Linked DNA regions of Homo sapiens: region 2 is linked to region 1. Evidence: chromatin loops called from intact Hi-C (ENCODE). Cell type or tissue: GM12878. All regions are shown on one strand. Links, peaks and the distances in the headings refer to the core of each region. The heading gives the core; the rest is flanking DNA. Region 1 overlaps ZNF609 (zinc finger protein 609). Region 2 overlaps ZNF609 (zinc finger protein 609).

Evidence for each region. A loop is a pair of places that touch in the nucleus more often than their neighbours do. Peaks named below come from ENCODE experiments on the same cell type or tissue, not always from the same donor. Only the 100,000 strongest peaks of a DNase experiment are listed, where the experiment ranks them.
Region 2: it touches region 1 in a loop (2.1-fold over the local background); 6 of 110 quality-filtered maps call a loop at or near these places.

The regions. Positions count from the first base shown.
Region 1 is chr15:64,618,645-64,627,732 of GRCh38, reverse strand. ZNF609 (zinc finger protein 609) reads right to left here. Exons shown (of 10, transcript NM_015042.2): 3 at 4,681-4,906. It overlaps LOC101930091 (a long non-coding RNA gene), which reads left to right. Exons shown (of 5, transcript XR_007064678.1): 3 at 1,368-1,472. Among named protein-coding and RNA genes, the nearest start is that of OAZ2, 80 kb to the left of the region's middle. RefSeq lists an enhancer at 5,005-5,084. In GM12878, for the core only: no CTCF peak of the experiment used is centred there; DNase peaks (open chromatin) are centred at 3,982 and 4,692; H3K4me3 peaks cover 237 bases; H3K27ac peaks cover 3,280 bases.
Region 2 is chr15:64,568,037-64,577,124 of GRCh38, reverse strand. All of the region lies in intron 2 of ZNF609 (zinc finger protein 609), which reads right to left. All of the region lies in intron 4 of LOC101930091 (a long non-coding RNA gene), which reads left to right. Among named protein-coding and RNA genes, the nearest start is that of ZNF609, 110 kb to the right of the region's middle. RefSeq lists enhancers at 4,760-4,859, 4,890-4,959. In GM12878, for the core only: no CTCF peak of the experiment used is centred there; a DNase peak (open chromatin) is centred at 5,024; H3K27ac peaks cover 2,892 bases.

The DNA of each region.
Region 1 (9,088 bases), core at 1,739-6,738:
TGTTGTTGCTATACTCCAGGCTGGGTGACACAGCTTGACCCTGTCTCAAAAAAAAAAAAAAAAAAAAAAGAAAGAAAAAAAGAACTAAAAAGAACTGTCAGGTCCTAATTGGTCACCTAGTTCAACTTAAGAGATGAGGTAACTAAGGCCCAGAAAATTAAGGGATTTTTCCAAGGTCATAATGATAGTGGCAGAGATATAGAAGTCTCCAGAGTTTTACTCCAGTGCTCCTTCCACTATACCATAAATTCTTCCATAAAGCACATTTGCCAAAGTAAACTACATCACTGGTATTGGCCTTTGGGTTAGTGCTACTGTCCAAAAAGGAGAACCTATAGCATCTCCTAGAACTCTTACCTAAAGTCAGCCTTGCCTTTCTTTAAAATACCACACAAGCCAGTATGCAATTTTGTGTCCCTAAAAGTACATAGTCTGCTTTAAGGCTTCTTATACATTTTTTCAGGATCCTAGATTAGAGTTAAGCCTTGTGAACCCAGAATAGACTTGGTAGTTTTGTTTTGTTTTTTTTTGTTTTTTTTTTGAGACGGAGTCTCACTCTCTGTCGCCCAGGCTGGAGTGTAGTGGCACACTCTCGGCTCACTGCAACCTCCACTTCCTGGGTTCAAGTGATTCCCCTGCCTCAGCCTCCCAAGTAGCTGGGATTACAGGCTAATTTTTGCATTTTTAGTAGAGACGGGGTTTTGCCATGTTGGCCAGGCTGGTCTCAAACTCCTGACCTCAAGTGTACCTCCCGCCTCGGACATACTCAGTATTTTGATTTGAAGTGAGGTGAGATAAAGCAAAATCCAGTGGAACTAGCCCTTACATAGTGCTGAGAATGTCTCAAAAACAAACAGACAAAAAAATTCTAGGTTACACTTGGGTCTTCTTAACAGTCCCACGGTTGAATCTAGTCAAGTAGGATCTTTGCAGTGCTTACTGAATTATCAACAGCCTAAAAAGAAATGGAATCTGCAGGAATTTAAAAATGCATCCAAGGTTTAAAGGGAGTGATAGGGAGAGAAGAGGAAAGAAAGAAGTAACACTGTAGGACAAGTAGGCAAAGAAACTAGGAATAATTGAGGCCATGACTCCTATACCTGTTCTCAGCAAGGTGGCTCAGTTCTACAGGGACCTCAGTGTCCTCCATTCCCCTCAGAGGCCAAGCATTCACAGCTTCTCTCTGAGCTGTAAGGACTTTTCTGTTTGAAGACAGTGTAGTTTGCTGGACAAAGAGACAGACAGAAGTACAAAATGTCGAGAGGCAGAAAAAAAAACCTAGAAGTCTGGAAGAATTTTTTAAAAAGTATCTGTATGTAGTTCTTATGATTAACTTGAGGACTGACTCGGTATCCTGGATCTTACAGATCTTCAGAGAATGATCTTTGCAGGAAATCTCTGTTACCTGAAGATGAAAAGGAATGTGAACCAACTCTGATCCCAATTCAGACCTTCGCCAACTGACAGTTCAGGTGAAGGCCCTCTGGGGTGACCAGAAAGCAAAGAAAAGATGAGTATATTATTGCTGAACAGTTCTCTTTCAGAAAAAGAGAATAAAATAAAGAAAGAGACCTAAGCCTTGAAATACAGTAAGTGGGAGAAAACCTGGTATTAAAAGTAGGATTAAAAATCTTACAGATTTAGACAACGAGACTGATCTCAAACCTGGTGAAAGCAGTATTTATTCTGAGTTGCAGAGAAGATTTAGAATTTTGGAAAGTACTTCGACACCATTCCTAAGTTCAAGCAATATTTTAATATCCTCTCTCTCTCTCTCTCTCTCTCTCTCTCTCTCTATATATATATATATATATATATTTTTTTTTTTTTTTTTTTTTTTTTTTGAGATGGAGTCTGGCTCTGTCACCCAGGCTGGAGTGCAGTGGTGCAATCTTGGCTCACTTCAAGGCCCGCCTCCTGGGTTCACGCCATTCTCCTGCCTCAGCCTCCCGAGTAGCTGGGACTACAGGCGCCCACCACTACACCCGGCTAATTTTTGTATTTTTAGTAGAGACAGGGTTTCACCATGTTAGCCAGGATGGTCTCCATCTCCTGACCTCGTGATCCGCCCGCCTCGGCCTCCTAAAGTGCTGGGATTACAGGCTTGAGCCACCGCACCCGGCTCCTCTAGATATATATTAAGATAGATCCAGAAATGACAATGACATAGATGCAAGCATTCCTTCATTCAAACAAATATATTTTTCTTTTTTTTGAGACAGCCTTGCTCTGTTGCCTGGGCCAGAGTGCAATGGTGCGATCTCGGCTCACTGCAACCTCCACCTCCGGGGTTCAAGTGATTATCCTGCCTCAGCCTCCCAAGTAGCTGGGATTACAGGTACACGCCACCATACCCAGCTTTTTTTTTGTATTTTTAGTAGAGATAGGGTTTCACTATGTGGGCCAGGCTGGTCTTGAACTCCTGACCTCAGGTGATAAACCACGCCTGGCCTCAAACAAGTATTTTTGACAGTCTACTACTATAGGTGTCAGATGCCACCTATGTTAAGTACCTTGGATACAATGATGAGCAAAACAGACTGCCTGATCTCAGAACTTCTAACACAGTAGAAAAGATACACATTAATAGAAAAATCATAAAAATGATAAACAAAGTTGCAAACTGTGATGTGTGCTATGAAATAAAGTATAGAGTACCTTAAGAGTACAAACTGGGCTGGGTGTGGTAGCTCACACCTGTAATCCCAGCACTTTGGGAGGTTGAGGCAGGTGGATCACAAGGTCAGGAGTTCAAGACCAGCGTGGCCAGCACGGTGAAACCCCATCTCTACTAAAAATACAAAAATGGACCAGGCGTGGTGGTATGTGCCTGTAGTCCCCACTACTCAGGAGGCTGAGAGAGAAGAATCGCTTGAACCTGGGAGGCAGAGGTTGCAGTGAGCCAAGATCGCACCACTGTACTCCAGCCTGGGTGACAGGGTGAGACTCCATCTCAAAAAAAAAAAAAAAAGTGTACGTAACAGGGGAACTTGGTAATAATAGGCTGCCTGTGACAACCTGACAGAGAGTCTTCCAGTGCAAACGATTTACAAAAAATAAAAAAAAATTATGTGTTAATTTTGCCCTGGCAGGAAGGGATCCTCAGATAAAAAGGTATTCATTGTCCTCAGGAGAGTGAAAGCATTAGCCTCACTCTCTCAAAGTTTTTGTTAGGTTCACATAAAAAAAGCATCTTGTTCTTGGAAAAGAGTCACCATCATAAAGGCAAGCAGAACAAACAGGCAGGAAATCGATTTATTCTATCTTCAATATACTGAGGTAAGAGGCCTTGAAGGTTGCTTGGTGGCACAGAGATATGGTCCGGATATGTCTGTCATTCCAACAGACTCTGTGACTGTTCAGACATTTGTCCATAAGCAGATGACATTTTAAAAATCAGATAGCCACTTTGTGATTTTCAGATTGTATATTGTATACACATATCCAGAGTCAACCTCTAGAGTTAAACTCTCTCTCTACCTTCTCTGCATCAGCTTCTACCACTCAGGCACACAATAAAACCTCATTAGCGACGTTATTCTGAAAGCTGAAGATGTATTACATTCCTAATGATGACACAGACAAGAATACAGAGTTCTTAACCTGTAACACATCAGCACCTATTGCACGGTAAACTTTAAATAAATACTGAATGACAACAAAATATTCAGGGGAACAGATTTTATTAGAATGACCAGAATGAAATGCCTGAATTTCTAGGGGCAGACTGACAAAATAGCTCTGTGATAATCAGAGATGATTAGCTGTGCTCCTCTGGGCCTCTAAACTCCTCAGAGTGAGGACAGTTTGAAAGTCTGTTTACTGATGCAGAGACATGATGGGACTGAGGCCCAGACTCTCTAACCACATATACTCTGACAAGGATTTGGATTCTTCAGAAAAAGAATATGCAAAAATCAAATTGCCACCAGATGTTACCAAAAGATCTGAAATACCCCATTAAGTCTCTTTACACTTCCTTCCATTTTTTCAGGTTCATAAATTTTCAAAACAGAATAGATTCCGTTCTCAGGGGCAAGTGGAACATGCAAGAAGTCTGGATGCCTTGGGCAACAGCAACCTACAGTGAGCCAACTGCTTAGTGGATGCCTGAAAACAAGACCATCTAAACATTTCCTATAAAATCTGTACCAAGTGACAGATACATGAAGCGGTGTGGGTGGCTGGGCAATGAGGCAATCAGTGGGAAGAGTGAACTGGCTGTACCTATAGGTGTTAAAAAAGGCAAGAGCTGCATATGCAATGAGCCAACATTAAGTGAATTTAAGAGTGACTATTCTCCATCCTCTTGACTCCCTCAGCTGCCCTTTTATTAATTTTTCTCTTCAGGCCTGACCTCAAATTTAATTTATAATCTAACTCTCCCATATAAAATATGGAGAGTACAGATACAGTTTGAATTACCTGGCCAATACCTATCACATGACTGCATATCATAAGTACCAGGATCAACACTGTTGAATACTATGAAGGGAAGAATCTCTAGAAGCTGGGAAATTTTGCTAAGTCTGCTAAAATCCTCTGTGTGGGTATCTCCCGCAGACTGTGGACACTTGAGACTCTAATAACCACTTGGTAATATTTACAACAATAAGTCCCTGGTGGCTCCCCTGCAGAAGCAGGTTGAGAAGGGAGGGGAAAGCCACATATCACACTTACCATCTTCTGTTTCCTGCCACACGATGCCTTCAAGGTTGACGCTAGTTCCAGGTTCACAGGGGCCCAAGCACTCAGGCTCTGTGGCCAGAGCCACATCACATGTGTTGACCCCAACTGATCGGGTACGAACCATGATCTGCTCACAGGGAGATGAGATGTCATTGTTGACCACTGGCACCAAAAGGTGTATTGGCAGCACTGCTGGTGTGGAAACAGGGGACTCCATCTGTGGAGGGAAGAAAAAGTAGTAGCTGAGTTGCAGGGAGAACATTTAGAGGAAATACCTTTTCTGTATTTAATCTAGTCCTATATCTATTCCTGCCAGAGTGCAGACGGCTATAAATAAGACTTTGGTTCTTCCTTTCAAGTTCTGGCTTATGATACCACTACAAATCTAGTGGTTTAGATGAGAACATCCTGTGCTAAGAGAAACTCTTATTAATGAGCGTATAATGATCTTCTTAATGATCTTCCTCATAAACTGCACTTGGCTAAAATGTTTTTTAAAAAGTTCTATTTTTTCCTCATCTCATTAAAAAGTCTCTAATGAAAGAGAATCAGGGCCAGATTTCAATAGTAACAGAGCACACAGACTGATGAGAAAGACAAGGCCCAGCATCTGAGGTATGTTTTGCTACCACCACTATGCTTCCTACCAATCTATCATTCAGCAAACAGTACATTAGTCTGGCATAAAATCCATGAATTTGGGTGGGGATAAAGAGAGGAAGAAATAGCCAAATCCTAGGAATGCCATGATTCCTAATGATCCTAGGTGCTTTAATACATCTTTGGCTAGAAGGAATAAAGTTATAGCAGGGCTGGGATTAACCTGGTGGGAATTTCTAACCCTTAGAAACTGTAACATGTAACAGTGGTTGTTTAATGAGAATGGCATCTTGGAATATAATTCTAACATCAAATTTATCTATAAGAAACAGGAGGTGCTGTTGCCACCCAGAAGCCAATCAACAGCAGTCTGAAGATGTTGTTGATTATGTACACATAGATAGAAATAGTCAAACATGGCTAGGCACGGTGGCTCACACTTGTAATCCCAGCACTTTGGGAGGCCGAGGTGGGCAGATCACCTGAGGTCAGGAGTTCGAGACCAGCCTGACTAACATGGTGAAACCCCATCTCTACTAAAAATACAAAAATTAGCCGGGCGTAGTGGTGGGCGCCTGTAATCCCAGCTATCCAGGAGGCTGAGGCAGCAGAATCGCTTGAACCTGGGAGGCAGAGGTTGCAGTGAGCTGAGATCGTCTCAAAAAAAAAAAAAAAAGAAAGAAGCAATTTGCTTCCAAAACCAGAAACTAGAACCTCTCACAAGAATGTAATTAGTTAGGTTCCAAGAAGAATGCAACCCATCTAGAGACAACATAAAAGTTGTGATGGGTCAGGTGCAATGGCTCATGCCTGTAGTCCTAATGTTTTGGGAGGCCTATGGAGGAAGATCACGTGTAGCCAAGAGTTCAAGACTAGCCTGGGTAACATAGCAAGACCCCACCTCTATAAAAAACAAAAATAAAAAAGGTATCTGTGTGTGGTGGCATATGCCTGTATTCTCAGCTACTCCAGAAGCGGAGGTGGGAGGACCACTTGAGCCCAGGAGGTTGAGGCTACAGTGAGCTATGATTGCACCACTGTACTCCAGTCTGGGTGACAGAGTGAAATCCTATCTCAAAAAAAAAAAAAAGAATGAAATGAAGTGGGCAGTGATCCTTTAACTCTTTAAATCCCAGAATTTATGAGGCTGACAAAGTCTATTATGCTCGAGTGATTGATGCCCCAATCCTGAATGAGCATAACGTCTTGCATATGCAAAGACACTCAATGCACACACTGGCTTATTTCCTCCGAAGATTAAGTATGATACTAATCAGCAGACCTAGAAAATGAGAGTCAAAGATTGGGACTTTCCCAATCCTTGGGACTCTTCCCTTTGTGAGGAATTCTTAGTCTAGGTCCTTTAATAGAGAGTCCTTTGTGAGGACTTCTTAGTCTAGGTCCTTTAATAGACTTCTTAGTCTAGTCCTTTAATAGAGACATTCAGAGAAGATCATACATGTATCCGTAAGCCAAGCTTCTAAATAGCTCTGCAACAAAACTCTGATTCTGGAATAATTTACTACATGACTATCACTCTATCTATAATCCATTTCCCTCCCACAACACACACAGAGACAAACACCTTCCTGGCCTTGAAAACTAGCCTATAGGCTGAGGTCTGGGTTCCGGATCCATTCTCCACAGTTGGCTCTGACTTCTTGGCTTAGAAAGTCATCACTATTTGTAGATCATCATTGTGAGTCCACAGAATGTTCATACACTGATTCTGATTAATTCTGGTCCCTGAAGAGCTGCCAAAACATCCTTGTCTGCTTGTCTCACACACACACCCCTTGTACTTCCCCAACTCCACCTTTTTCATGAAATGAAATGGAAGTAGAAGCCTGTATAATGAATCATCTACATTTATGATAAATGCCAAAAGGCATATTTGCTCTCTTGAAAACTGGGCATTTATAATTTAATTTCCCAACCTTCTTGGGATGTGGTAGATCCTGGAAAGATCTTTAAAATTTCCATGCACAGAAGTGAAGGTAAAAAACAACACAGAAAAAGTAAACTGGATCCTCCCTACTCACTCCTCTGCAGTGCTGGAACAAACTCTTGAGAGTCACTAGAGAGGGAAAGTTAGAGACAGAATATACAGATCATCTTTACTCTTGGCCTCACCTCTGTTTATCTATTCTTTCTCTTGGGGAAGAACTGTGACAGAAGCAGTTTCACAGCCTATATGTGTACTTCTTTTGCTTAGGGTTTGTTCCCTTTTTTATACTTTCTTCTACTCACAAGAGAAATTCCTGCAAGGTCCTACTGGACACAGACATTGGCCTAAACCTTCCAGGTCACCCCTGTGAACTTTCTGATTGCCTTGCTTGCACATGTCCTATTGCCAACCTGTTCCACAGCTCAGGCAGCAACCCTAGGCACAGAAGGAAGTTTACCCCAGGGAGACACCTATACACTTTCTCTCAGCCACTGAGGACAGCTCTTTTCTGGAAGTAGTTTAATTTCCTGCTAGGTTATTCAGTGCTCCTGGCAGGCTAGGAGAAACATATGCTAATACATTCTAGATAAAATGAAGTCCCCAGTTTTGCACCAAGAAATCCAGAAAACAACACCTAAAATGTAGGTTGGAAACATCACTGTTGCATTCAAGCAGTCTGCCAAATTATACCCTGCTATACAATAAGTGAAGAGAAGAAACTTCAGCTGAACTGATCACTAAGAATAACAGAACAGACTCATACACATGAGGAACTCATTAACAAGTATGCATCAAACTACCCTTACTGATTAGAGTTACTAGGCAGAGTTTGGCATCTCTGTTGTATGAAGATGACTTTATTTAATTACTTAGTTAATTAAAAGAGATGTTCAGGGATGGGGAGAAGCGACGAAATCCACCTATGGGTTTGAACTATTCATTTTCCATTTACTTTGCAACAGAAATCTAAGGAGAGATCACAGAGCAGCATAATAGTATTTAATTACAGCTCCAGCTCTGTTAATTACCATTTGGTCACATCTATAATCTAACATTAAGCCATAGTGCATAATAAGCTCTGTGATATTCATCTAATAACCTATGTGGCTTTACAGGATTTCATATTCTATTATTCACTGAAACAAAGATAGCTTCATTTATCACTTTCCAGGAGAAGATAACAATCAGAAAAAGGGGGCTGGGTGCAATGGCTCAAGCCTGTAGTCCCAGCACTTTGGGAGGCCAAGGCAGGAGGAGTGCTTGAGTCCAGGAGTTTGAGACCAGCCAGGGCAACATTGTGAGACCCTGTCTTTACAAAAAATTAAAAACAAAAACAAAAACAAAAACAACTAGCTGGGTGTGTTGGCACACACCTGCAGTCCTAGCTACTTGGGACGCTGAGGTAGGAGTGACACGGGTGTGCTGGGTAGAGAACGTGGTCCCTTTAAATGATACAGAAGGGGGTAAGGGAAGTGCTGGGTAGAGGAGGGCATGGTCCCTGGCTAGGGCTCCATCAGGGGCCTGTGTCCACGGACCTAGGTAGATAGGCATTTTTGTTTTCCCGCCCAAATGTTGGATTTCCCAAGACCACCCTGGCCTGCCACAGCCCCTCCCTGTGCCTATAAAAACTCCCCAGACCCTAGCAGGCAGACACACAAGCGGCTGGACTTCTAGAGGAACACATTGGCAGAAGAAGACACAGCGGCTGGACCTCGAGAGGGCGTTGAGAGGAGCATGCCGGCAGAAGAGCACACGTGGCGGAAGAGCACATGACAAATGCCAGCAGGCCGTGGAACGAAGCAGAGTTTGGCTGGGGCATTTGGAGAAGAGCCTGGGCCGCTGAGTAGCTGA
Region 2 (9,088 bases), core at 1,992-6,991, 51 kb after region 1:
CACATATATGTATATATTTGTGTGTATATATACATATATGTATATATTTGTGTATATATACATATATGTATATATTTATGTGTATATATACATATATATATTTATGTGTATACATACATATATATATTTATGTGTATACATACATATATATATTTATGTGTATATATACATATATGTATATATTTATATGTATATATACACATATATGTATATATACATATATATGTATATATTTATATGTGTATATATATGATTCTTAAAATGGGCCTTCAGTTCATTCTTTTTTTTTTTTTTTTTTTTTTGAGATGGAGTCTCGCTCTGTCTCCCAGGCTGGAGTGCAGTAGCATGATCTCAGCTCACTGCAACCTCCACCTCCCAGGCTGGTCTCGAACTCCTGACCTCGAGTGATCCATTCGCTTCAGTCTCCCAAAGTGCTGGGATTACAGGCTTGAGCCACCACGCCTGGCTCCATCCACTATTTTGAGGATTCCTTTAACCTTTCTTGTTTATTGAATTTCATCTTTCCTCTATCACATCTTCCTTTTCGTAGAAACATCCAGTAGCTTTCTAGAATAGGGCATGGAAGTTAGATTTTTTAAAGATATTGCAAGTTTATTTTAGCCCCCATTCTGGGATATAATTTATAGCAGTGACGTGTGTTGACTTTTTTTTTTTCTAGAACAAAATTCTGATAAAAAATTCTGAATTGACATCATAACTAAGAAGCACATGACTAGAGAAATCTGTATCAGAATTTATAATATATTTAAGCTAGCCTAAAGTCAGTATTAATGTTTAAAGAAAGCCTCATGAAACTGGCAGCAAGTAGACACTGAATAAAAGATTATTATTAATAACAACAACCACATTTATACCTGTAAGTTATAATATAAACTAAGTAGATAAATTTGACCTAAAAGAAGGCAAACCAGGGGTTTTGGTTTCTCAAGGTGCCTAATCCTGATTAGCCCCCATTTTTATTAATTTTTCAAGTATATCAAGTAATTATTATTATTATTATTTGAGACTGAGTCTCGCTCTGTCGCCCAGGCTGGAGTGCAGCGGCGCGATCTCGGCTCACTGCAAGCTCCGCCTCCCAGGTTCGTGCCATTCTCCTGCCTCAGCCTCCCAAGTAGCTGGGACTACAGGTGCCCGCCACCGCGCCTGACTAATTTTTTGTATTTTTAGAAGAGACGGGGTTTCACTGCGTTAGCCAGGATGGTCTTGATTTCCTGACCCCGTGATCCACCTGCCTCGGCCTCCCAAAGTGCTGGGATTACAGGCGTGAGCCACCTTGCCCGGCCAAGTATATCAAGTAATTATTTATATTTTCTCAGATAAAACCAGCTTGCTTGGTTAGAATGTAGATTAAGTTCCAAATTTTGGCAAAATTCAAGTGGCTATCTTTAAGTTTACCTTGCTTAAATTTCATAACCTTTTTGTAAATATACAAATACTACCTGGGATCCCATTAATTTATATAATTAATAGTACACAAAACCAAAACCATGAATAAGAAAAGAGAATTCGGTATTAAGAGAAAATAAATACGTTGACCTCCCTAAGAAAACAGAAGTTCCTCCATGGTTGTTATTCCCATCCTGTGTCCAAAAGATTATTATTGCCAGAAATTCTGTATGTGCAAAAAAATCCTACTGATTATAGATAACCTCTGGTTTTCCCCTCTTCTTCCTTTTTTTTTTTTGAAATGGAGTTCTTGTTGCCCAGGCTGGAGTGCAATGGTGCGATCTAGGCTCACTGCAACCTCCGCCTCCCAGGTTCAAGTGATTTTCCTGCCTCAGCCTCCTGAGTAGCTGGGAATACAGGCATGTGCCACCACACCCAGATAATTTTGTATTTTTAGTAGAGACGGGGTTTCTCCATGTTGGTTAGGCTGGTCTTGAACTCCAGATGTCAGGTAATCCACCCGCCTCAGCCATATCCAGATTCTTGTCTTCCACAGAAACCCCGGGATTTGGTTTTGACTCTTTCACACTTTGAGGCTGTTTCCTTCTTGTTCTTAGTTAAAAATGAAAAGCACTTTCCACATCACCAACAAAAGCAATTCAGCAGGATTCATTTCTATATACTGTGCTGCCACATACAAGCCCCATTAATGAACAGCATAAGGGACTAGGGCATGGCTTGGTAAAATGAATAGTGCTTCAGGAGGAGTCCAACTCTGCAAGCTGCTGCTTTTAGAAAAATGCATTTAACTACAGCCACAGGTCCCTCCCTCCTCTTGCTTCAAAATCAGATGTTCACCCATCCCTAGCAGTAAGATAAAGACCTTAGAAAGAGAGTTCTGACAGCAAACCACAGAGGCTGCAGACACATTTCGTTTTAATTCCATCAGCAACTGCTAAGCAATTAATGAAATAGAGAGGAGGGAGGGGGCATCAGGGCAAAGAGAAAAGGGACTTGAGCAATCATGTGGAAATACTTCATCCTCATCCCAATGAGAGCAGGTTATCTGGGGCAGCTGTACAAAGCTTCAAATCCTTGAATTTGAACTCCCAGGCCACTTCCCAAGCAGCAATAAAGATATGTAGTCCAGATTTTGTCTTGCTTACAGTTTTATATCTCTCATATACTTGCCTGTAGCCACCAACAAAGGGAAGAAAGAGTGAAAGACAACAGATCAAGTGAGTGATTCAGCTATTAAGTCCCTTGGGCAGATTCTATGCTTTGCATAATATGGACTATGAGGATCAGGAGATACTAAATACTAACAGCAGTGATTCATCAGAAGCATGTATGTACTAGGCCTAGGGCATGGTGGGACAGGAACTCCATCAATAAACCCCTGCAGGTTCCTTCTTTACCAAGCTGTATCCTTAACCTATCACAGAAAAGGCAATAAAACAAAAAACTACTGACAAAAACTTCTCAGAGAGAAAGTAAATTCTCAAATGGGGTGTGGGTGCCAAAAAAAAAAAAAAAAAAAAAAAAATCCAGCATGAAAGAGAAATAAAAGCTCAAAAAAGGCTAATGCAGTGCCACAATTCCAGCTGTTAGCCCCTCAGTGAACAGGGGCCCCTAAATCATAACATGAGAGAAGGCTGGTAGTTTTTTAGCAGGGGCAAGAGCGGGGTGTGGTGAGAGCAGGAATTGATGAAAAATGTGATGGTCTCTACTAATTCATACAGCAAGTTCCTAAACAGAATAATGTTCAAGTGGCCTCATTTTCCCCTTCATTCACCACTCAATCACAAGGACCTGAGGTCCTGGGTTTTCTGCAATAACCCTGATTAAAAACTCCATCCAACTGTGTTTGGATTTGGGGTTGCAAGGAAAAAAATGAATATTTTACATATAGTTCATCCCAAACTCCCTTGCACAGAGTTTGAAAGAACATGGTAAACCCACATATGCAGGCAAAGTAAAATGCCAAATAGACAAGGGTGAAATAGGCAGGAGATGGATCCCTGAAGGTCCAAAAGTATTGAAAGTTGGCCTGCTAGCCAGGCACAGCGGCTGACGCCTGTAATCCCAGCATTTTGGGAGGCCGAGGTGGGCGGATCACGAGGTCAGGAGATCAAGACCATCCTCAACAAGGTGAAACCCCATCTCTACTAAAAATACAAAAAAAAAAAAATTAAATTAGCCAGACATGGTGGCGGGTGTCTGTAGTCCCAGCTACTCGGGAGGCTGAGGCAGGAGAATGGTATGAACCCGGCAGGCGGAGCTTGCAGTGAGCCAAGATTGCGCCACTGCACTCCAGCCTGGGCGACAGAGCAAGACTCCGTCTCAAAAAAAAAAAAAAAAAAAAAAAAAAGAAAGTTGGGCCACTAACTCTACTGCAGAATTACTTGCACTGCTTTTTGAAAATACAGATTATGATTTAATGGAAAGTATTCCATGGGACTTGTCAGTTGACTGCTATTTAGGAAAAAAAAAAAAAAGATCAAACTCCTTAGAAGTCTTACTTGACCTGGTTTCTGCTTACTTTCTCATCTCATAATCACTCTTCTTCACTCTAAACTATTCCATCATTCTACAAATATTTATTCATGTCTGCTACACGTTGGCACTGTTCTAGGTACTATGAATGCATCCTAGGACTGCCATGTAATGGTTGCTCAATTATGTCTTGTATAATTGGCTGAGGAGGCAAGAGGAGGCCAAAATCTAGGTCCATGCTTTTCTAGCCGAACTACGTGTCCCGCGTGGAGCCACAACCTTTTGGAAAGGAGACTTTCTTTTCTTTTCTTTTTTTTCTCAAGACGGAGTTTTGCTCTTGTTGTCCAGGCTGGAGTGCAATGGCACCATCTTGGCTCACCACAACTTCCGCCTCCCGGTTTCAAGCAATTCTCCTGCCTCAGCTTCCTGAGTAGCTGGGATTACAGGTATGCAGGCATGTGCCACCATGCCCGGCTAATTTTGTATTTTTAGTGGAGATGGTGGTTTCTCCATGTTGGTCAGGCTGGTCTCAAACTCCCGACCTCAGGTGAACTGCCTGCCTTGGCCTCCCAAAGTGCTGGGGTTACAGGTGTGAGCCACCGTGCCTGGCATTCTTTTCTAATTTACTGGAAAAAGTCCCATGGGCTAAGGGAGGACCTGGCAATAACAATGAACAAATCAGACAAACATCCCTGTCCTCAGGAAGCTTATATCCCATTGTGGGAGAGACAACCAAAATAAATTATATACTATGTGGGACAATAATAAGTGTTATGGAGAAAATAAAACAGGGATCAATCTCCCTGGCTCAAGTGATCCTCCCACCTCAGCCTCCCAAGTACCTGGGACTACAGGCACATGCCACCATGCCCAGCGAATTTATTTTTTGTAAAGAATGAGGTCTCACAATGGGGCCCAGGCTGGTCTTGAACTTTCAGACTCAAACGATCTGCCTACTTCGGCTTCCCAAAGTGTTGGAATTAGTCATCAGCTACCACACCTGGCCAGTTTTAAATACAGTATTCAGGGAAGAACTCACTCAGAAGGTGACATTTTTGTTTACAGAACCATGTCAAACCCATTTCCCCTCAGGCCTTTGCACTTGCTGTACTTTGCCTAAAGTTCCTCTTTCCCTTTCTCAACTTTTGCATACCTAGCTTTTTATCTTTCAGTATCAGCCTAAATGTCACTTCCTTAAGGGCAACTTTCCAGCAACACTAAGTAGAATAGCTATCTATATCCCTAGGCAGTCCTAACCAAACAAAGACTCAAGGCCGGGCTCACACCTGTAATACCAGCACTTTGTGAGATCACTTGAGGTCAGGAGTTTGAGACCAGCCTGACCAACATGGCGAAATCTTGTCTCTACTAAAAAAATACAAAAATTATCCAGGCGTGGTGGTGGGCACCTGTAACCCCACCTACTTGGGAGGCTGAGGCAGGAGAACTGCTTGAACCCAGGAGGCAGAGGCTGCAGTGAGTGAAGATCTCACCACTGCCCTCCAGCCTGGGCGATCCTGGGTGACAGAGTGAGACTGACTGAAAAAAAAGACTCAACTACATAAAACTAGAGAGTTTGAATCCTGTTCTACTATTTCCTGGCTTAACCTCTGGCATCCAGTTTACCCATATGTAAAATGGATAATAATAGTACTTAACTTATACGGTTGCTGTGAAGAATAATTACAATCACCACCCAAAAGGATAACAATAAAAATTAAAAAATAAAAATATATTATATAAAAATATAAAAGTACAATAAAAATAGCAGCTGTTTATATAACTTTTTACCATGCACCAGGCATTATTCTATGTATTCTACATTTATTAACCCATTTAATCTATTCATATAATACATTTAAAGTGCCAGCACTATATTTAGCAAACAGTAAATAAATGTTTGCTCTCTTTCTTATTATCACCATGATCAGTGGCAGTATTATTAGCTCTTCTTATGAGGTGCCTAAGCCCTCTGTGTTTCTGCTCTGCTGAGGGATCTATACCCAAAAGTTTCATATCTTCCCCTCTAGAATTCCTATTTTCCCCTCTTGGATAAACACCCTACAGAAGGAATTTGTTATCAACCTTAGCACTTACTCTGTGCAAATCATCTCTTACGTCTAGCATCAGCATGGACTTTTAAAAAGAAAAAGATATGACTGTCCATATAGATCATATGCTTTATTTATGTATTTAGAGACAGAGTCTCGCTCTGTTGCCCCGGCTGGAGTGCAGTGGCATGATCCCGGCTCACTGCAACTTCCGCCTCCCAGGTTCAAGTGATTCTCCTGCCTCAGCCTCCCGAGTAGCTGGGACTACAGGTGCGTGCCACCACACCTGGCTAATTTTTGTATTTTTAGTAGAGACGAGGTTTTGCTATGTTGGCCAGGCTCGTCTCGAACTCCTGACCTCAGGTGATCCACCTGCCTCGGCTTCCCAAAGTGCTGGGATAACAGGTGTGAGCCACTGCGCCTGGCCAAAACTAAGCTAATTTTACTAATCCAAAAAAACATAACATGAAAATAATAGGAGTGAACTCATCGTGATAATATTAGTATCTCGAGTTTCTAGAATTAAACACAATGCTCCTTTTGAATCTCTCACTAAAGACAAACTAGAATCCATATACTTGACCATAATCATCAAAATATAATTAGAAGGCTTAAAGAAACAAAGAAGTCCAGAACCTTGGTTCCACTTTCCAGACTCATCTACTAATATACATGAACAATTGATGATGCTACTCTTCCTTAAGAATCTTGATTGATTAGAACATGGCTTCTAAGCAAGGCCACCAGGAACTGTTTTCCTGGTATCTATTGCTTTGAGAAACATATTTATGCTTAACCATCTCAAATGCCTTTTATAAAAGTATTTAAATGATAAAGATGAGAAGAGAAAAAGATATAATGAGAGGTAGTATAGTTATAACTGTGGAAGATATAAGTCAGATTACCTGGATTTTAATCCTGGCTCCACAAACCACCAACCAGGCCACGTTTCTTAGCTTGCTAAAACTCACTATGCTCATGTATAAAGTGGGAATAAGAGAGCTCTCGGCCAGTCAGGCACAGTGGCTCACGCCTGTAATCTCAACACTTTGGGAAGTTAAGGCAGGGGGATCACTTGAGCACAGGAGTTTGAGACAAGCCTGGGCAATATAGCGAGACCCCTATCTCTATTTTAAAAAGTAAGAAAGAAAGAGTTCCTATCTCATAGAGATATTGTAAGATGTGATCTAGGCAATTCCGTTCTTGGCACACAGTGCAAGAGCAATAAATTAAAGCTTAAAAAAATACACCAGAAAGAAAAAGAAAAGTCAAGAACATTCTGTGGGCATTTATTGCATTTGCTTTTTAACTCAGAAAAGACACTACAGAAAAAAACTTAACTAGCTGTCTAACACTGCTTCCATCTTGGCTCTCAATGATACACACAAAAGGATGGTTTATCAATGCATTCTGTTTCTCCAGCATAAACCCAAAGGTTGAACAACAAATTTCTGTTCAGAAGGAGAAGTGCTAAGACAAGATGATAAAACTATTGATTCTTTTTCACAAGGAGACTCACTGTGAGAGCAAAAGGGAGCCCTCTAACCCCAGTCTGGGGAGGGGGCTACTGAATTGGCACACTTTTTACATATTCAGAAGTATCTTCTACCTGCTTGGATTTTCTAAGCACAACAAAGGCTTTGGCTTTTAGCATTTAAGAGAAAAGATACTCCTTGGGGAAAGAGCATGAGGGAACTGATAGGAAATTGTCCCCAGGAGGTTTTCCTAAACTATCTCAAACATAATGTAGAATTACTGTTACCACTTTATTAATTCAACAAATATTTATTAGGCATCCTCTATGTGTCAGGCATTTTTCTACAGTTCCTGAGAATAAGGGAAACCAAACAGATGAGGTTCTAGCTCTCCTGGTACTCTTATATAATAGAGGAGAAAGTAAGCCCATAACAAACAAGAAACTATCTAAGAGGAATAAATGCCACAATGAAAATCAAACACCATGATATGATATGGACTATCCAGGAAGTTATTTTAGATTAGATGGTCAGAAGAAGCTTCAATGAGAAGATGATATTTTAACTGAAACCTGAATGACTAGCAAGGGCCCATTTGTATCCCAGAGGGGTATCAGAGGGAGTGGAAAAAGAAGGTAGTAAAAAGCCACATATATACATAGAGCAAGCTTCATATGTTTGAGAAAAAGAAAGAAGGCCAGTGTGGCTAGAGTACAGAGGTAGTAAGAGTGGTTAAGATAATATCTGCAAGGTAAACAAACCACATCATGTTAAAGCCCCAGAGAGGTTTAGGACTTAGTTAAAAATCACACAAATTGTTCTCAGCAAAGCTAGAATTTAACTCCATAGAAGTCTAACCCTAAGTCCATGGCCTTTCTAGAACACCACAGTTAACATATCTTATTCATCCTTATGAATGGGAACCTAGCTCAGTGTTTTACACATTGTAGATGTTCAGTAAATGTTCAGTGAAAGAAAAGGAAAAAGCCTAAATACCTAGGCATACCACTTTTCATCTCTGTTCTGGTCAGAAAACTGTCAAGCACCTATCCAAACACTGAATACTCTTACTGAAGATTAATAGGACCTACAGTTGTGATTCTTAATCATGGATGCACACCAGAATCACCTGGGAAACTTTAAGAACTACTGACGCATGGAAATCATCAGAATATCAGAAATTCTGATATATGTGGTCTGGGATGTAGGGGGATTGGGATTTTCAAGAGCTCCTCAAGTTATTCTAATGTCCAGCCCAAGTTGAGAACCACTGCTCTAGAGGTTCCCAAATATAAAACCATATGAAAAAGCCATCTCACCAATTGCTGCTGGGCATGAGGTACATGACAAAGTGACAAGGAACAATAAGGTTTTCGGGGGTGTAGGGTTACTGGAGTGAGGAGAAACAAATTTAAAAGTGGCTAAATAACTTGCTACACATGGATAAAAGATGACAGTAGGAAGTACTGTGTAGTATAATAATGGTATTACAGTTATATAAGCAAATGTCCTCATGTTTTTGGAGAGTCATGATAAAGTATTTGGGAGAGAAATGTCATAATGTTTAAAACCTCCAAACTGTTCAGCAAAACAAATACAATCACATATATAGATAAAGCAAATATGACAAAACTTTGACAATTATTGAATCTAGGTGGT